Regions from separate parts of the Homo sapiens genome. Here region 1 is linked to region 2. Evidence: chromatin loops called from intact Hi-C (ENCODE). Cell type or tissue: K562. All regions are shown on one strand.

What was found. A loop is a pair of places that touch in the nucleus more often than their neighbours do. Peaks named below come from ENCODE experiments on the same cell type or tissue, not always from the same donor. Only the 100,000 strongest peaks of a DNase experiment are listed, where the experiment ranks them.
Region 1: a loop joins it to region 2, with 1.9 times the contacts of the local background. A loop is called at or near these places in 3 of 110 quality-filtered maps.

Annotation. Positions count from the first base shown.
Region 1 is chr7:148,752,225-148,754,724 of GRCh38, reverse strand. CUL1 (cullin 1) reads right to left here. Exons shown (of 22, transcript NM_003592.3): 3 at 575-749. Among named protein-coding and RNA genes, the nearest start is that of CUL1, 55 kb to the right of the region's middle. In K562, no CTCF peak of the experiment used is centred here; a DNase peak (open chromatin) is centred at 1,314.
Region 2 is chr7:148,502,909-148,505,408 of GRCh38, reverse strand. No RefSeq gene overlaps it. Among named protein-coding and RNA genes, the nearest start is that of C7orf33, 87 kb to the left of the region's middle. In K562, a CTCF peak has its summit at 1,313 (motif pointing left); a DNase peak (open chromatin) is centred at 1,328; H3K27me3 peaks cover 795 bases.

The DNA of each region.
Region 1 (2,500 bases), 250 kb before region 2:
TGTGTAAAGAGCAAGATCACATTTGAAAAACATGGTTTCCAAGACTGAATAACCTTACAATTATTTCTACACCTTGATAGGGAACACCACATTGGGTTCACAGTAAAATGCAGATAATTTGAATACATATTTGCTTTAAATGAAAAAGTTCATCATTTCTAACAACCAAATCCAAAATGGTTGGTAATTTAACGAAAGCACTATTATGCTAAAAGGTTATCAAAGCTTTCTAATTTTAAAAAACAGAAAGAGCTGGGCACGGTGGTGAGCATTTGCAGAGTCTCAGCTACTCAGGAGGCCGAAGTGGAAGGATCACTTGAGCCCAGGAGATCAAAAATCCAGCCTGGGCAACATAGTGAGATCTCCATCTCGAAAAAACAAAACCCTAGAATATAGTTTATGGTGATTTCATATTCACAGTAGGTAAAAGACTATGCAATAGCAAAACACTGTCACCTACGTTAGTGTCTAAAACAGTAACAGATGACAGTGAAAGATTTAACAAGTTAGAACCATTATTTCACTTTTTTTATATCCTGTTATGAATACTCAGTATATATATAAAACATCTTACCTTAAGAAGATTTGTCAAGTAATTCTTCAAAAATTCCTTAAGTCGTTTATATAATTCCAGGCCAACAAACTGAGCTCCTCCAGGTGTCTGCCCCTTTTTCGACTTAGAAGGAGGAACTCCAGCTCCTCGTGCTTGGTTTGACTGGTGAACACTAGTACAGTAGTTATAAACATGACTTGGAGAAAAGTTAAGGAAACCAACATATATCACAGACGTTAACGGTCATTAACATAAACATATTTTCTTATATTTCATTACCAATGCATTCCCAATATATCAACCAAAACCTGTTAAAAACTAGAATGGAACAAAGATCCCATTCACACTATCCATAAAGCTAAAAGTCAACAAGCCCCATTCACAAGGTTGTTGGTAGGCCTTGAGAGCAACACCGCCAAGGTGGAGAAGGGAACATTCCAGGAGGGAGGTTGCCTATAAAAAAATCTGGACCTTTTAGATTATCTGATGTGACTGACCTTGTGGAAAACTGTCCCAAAAGAAAAATGCAATTACTGACTCCAGGAAAAACAAAAAGCTAACAATAAGCACTGTCTATTATGATGCTCAGCTGTAACTTTTTCAGAGGCACAGATTCTAAATATTGAAATAACACAAACTTTATTTTAAAATGACTCAGAGAGCCAAGTCCTTATATTACAATAGTCATAGCCATCTAAAACTTATCAGTGAACGGCAGCAGTGTCCACACACTCCTGAGAAAGAGAGAGATGTATAAACCACAGCACAGACAGCTGATTGCAAAACAGCTGCATCTGCAGGGGGAGCGCAGAGAATGAGAAGATGGGGCCAGGCAGGGCAGAAAACCACCGTGTTCTGTTGTATCCTTTAAATATGATGAGCTTATCTGCATGTATTATTAATTGAATAAAATGAACGGAAAGATACTTATACTCAGAAAGATCAACAAAACAGAACAAAACAATATTCTGGTATAATTAAGAATTTACTATATAAAGATACTTCAAGACAACGGGTAAAAGATAGATTATCTAATAAATGGCATGAGGGCAAGATATTTCTAAATATTCCATGTTATATTCCAAAATATATTACAAATGGATTAAGATTTAAAATATACAAGCTAAAACAGTAAAACCAAGAATATATATGTGAACGCTTATCTGTTCTCAGGCTGGAGCGGCCCTTTCTAAGTAAGATCACACAAAAAAATGAATTCAGGCTGGGCGCGGTGGCTCGCGCCTGTAATCCCAGCACTCTGGGAGGCCGAGACAGGTGGATCACAAGGTCAGGAGATTGAGACCATCCTGGCTAACACGGTGAAACCCCATCTCTACTAAAAACACACACAAAAAATTAGCCGGGCGTGGTGGCAGGCGCCTGTAGTCCCAGCTACTCGGGAGGCTGAGGCAGGAGAATGGCATGAACCCGGGAGGCGGAGCTTGCAGCGAGCTGAGATCATGCCACTGCACTCCAGCCTGGGCGACAGAGCAAGACTCTGTCTCAAAAAATAAATAAATAAATTCAAAATTGTAGATTAAGATGAAATACCTTAAACTATCTTTAATAAATTAAGGTAATTTAAAGCAATTAAAAAAATGAATCTCTATGGAAACATGAACAAAATATACCACAGAAAATCTAAAAGGTAAAATAAATATATACTAATGCCCCCAAACCTAATAAAATAACCAATCTAGGTAATAATCAAAGAACTATACTTTAAAACAATGAAAAATTATTAACTATTTCAATTGTATAGAGAATCACAGATTACAATAAACAACTACTGTATACTCATGACCCAGTTTTGATAGATCTTACTGCATTCCCACACTTGTCTCATATTCCACCTACAGCCTCCCTCAACTTTTGAGAAAATAAAATATTACAGGTTATAAGTGAAGCACTATATTCTCCCTCTTTCATCCCACTCCTTCCTCTTAC
Region 2 (2,500 bases):
CTCAAAAAAAAAAAAAAAAAAGACACACAGGTAATCATACTAACTACTACGGCTCACTGAATGTCTACTGTGGGCCAGATGTTGTGCTAAACTCTTTTAAAGTATGCTTATCTAAGTCTGCAGCAACTGTCTGAGGTAGTGCTATTCATTCATTCCTGGCACAGATATTTATACGTGCCTGCTGTATGCTGGCCCTGTCCTGGATGCTGGGCCACAGCAGTGAACCAGATGGAGGGTAAGCCCTCCCTCATGGCACTTGCATTTTTGTATGCTGAAATGTTCAATAAACAAACAAATGAATCAAAATTATGTCTGGTGGCATTAAGAGCTATTGAGAAAAACAAATCAGGGAAGGAAGAAAGATAAAATGTAGGAGTCATGGCTTGAAGACCGAGAGTGGTGAGAACTGTCTCTATTTCACAGACGAAGAGTCTGAGACTCTGAGAGGTGAAGTGACTTTCCCAAAGTGACACAGATGTAACAGCTATAAAGAATGATCTGACAACTGTTGAATGTGGGAGGTGCTTTAAAGTCATTATTCCCAACCATTACTGTAACTCTGCCAAGTGAATGATATATGCATATTATATATATTTTATACTTACATATATTTCAGCTTCACTGACGTATAATTGACGAATAACAATTTTATATATTCTAAAGTGTACAATGTGATGATTTGATAGATATTGTAAAATGATTACAATCAAATTAGCATATTTATCACCTCACGTAGTTACCATATATACATTTCATCAAATAGGTTATAAATATAGGCGAGGACCCTGCGGCTCAGAAAGGTGAAGTGACCTGGCCAAACCCAGGTGACTTGCCCAAACCCAGGTTTCCATGCACATGCCCCTTCTACCACCATAAACCAATGCCTGCCGGCTGCCGCCTCATGGCAAAAACCTGACCCGAGGATGAGCCGGGTGCTGTAGGTTCCCAGGTGGTCAATTTCTATGACAGAGCCTGTCAGTTGCAACTGTAGAAATATCAGAAGGCTCCCTCTCTCCTATCCAAAGAGATTGATAGTTAAGGCTCAGCTGGAAGCACAGAGATAACCTATTTCCTTTTCTCTATAAATCCTCCCAGTCTTACTAATTTTTATTGATTGTTAGGGTGTAAGGGTTGGGAGTAGATGGGGGTTATATTTTTATCCTTTTTATTCCCTAAGCAATCAGTTACTATCACAAACAATTTCTTGATTACATTTGATGCTAGTATTTGATTTTGAACCTATTTTTAAAAATGTTCTGTTGATGGTAATTTATTTGTTCAATATTTTGTCTGTGCCTCAAACTGTGAGAATGTGCCATCTAGTGGCTTAATGCTGACATTACTTTTTCCTTGTAATTCAATGTTTGGTAGCGGAATTTCAGAATGTTTCTCTTTATTTAGAAACAATATTGTCAATCGGAGTTGTACAAAGAAGTAAACCTTTGATATTAAAAAATACAGTTTTGAACAGGAATTCTACATGCACAGGAAACTAGGTTGTAGAATTAACAATTGAAGAATAAATTTCCAGGTGTTATTGAGCCTCTACTGATGAAATTGCCCATGCTTTTCTGAAAATATTTACATAATGTGTGAGATTAAATGGAACAGAGAGATTAAATGGAAGAGTGAGATTAAATGGAACAGAGAGGAAGGTTGTCTTCATGTGCTGGTGGTCACAGGTCTTCGTGTGATACAGTGGGTTCCAGAGCTAGACCACCTGGACTTGGCCTTGGGCAGGTTATTAAAATCTCCGTGCCTCAGTTTCCTCATTTGTCACGGAAGTCTTGTGAGGATAAAGTGAGACAACAGAAGCAAAGTGTTCATTTTAGCACAAAGCCTGACACACCTCAAATGCCAGTATAGGTTTCCTCTTAGGATTCTGTCCCCATATAGTGCCTACTGTTTTCTCTGTCTATTGTCTCTGATGCTAATTCTATGTTCTATAGTGACGTCAACTATGAGGCCTCGGCTCTTGAAGGGCCCCGTGGAGGTGCTGGGCCTGGGTGCTGTCCGCTGGCTCACGTAGGCAGGTCTATTGCTCCACTGAAGGTGCTCCTGGCATCTAGAATATTGGGAGTCAGAATACTGGGAGTACGTCGTAGCATCTGATATAGCCAGAGCCTGTGATGGGTTACAGCCTCCAAGGTAGATATGTTGAACTCTGACCAACATTTCTGTGTCACATTCTGTCATATTGGGCCTAAGTGGTGCTACTTTATGTTTCTACTGTCTTGCTAATGAGCTACCAGAACCTGGAAAAGGCAAGGAGGATCTTCCCCAAGAAGCTTTGAAAGGAGCATGGCTCTGCCAACACCTTGATTTCAGACCTCTGGCCTCCTGAACTCTGAGAGAACAAATTTCTGTTGTTTTAAGCCACCCAGTTTGTGCTAATTTGTTACGACAGTGCTAGGAAATTGATACAGGAGGTTACTAGGGTTAAACAAATTACTTTGTAGAGGGTCCTTAAAACTGTTCTTTGCACAAATTAGAAACAGGC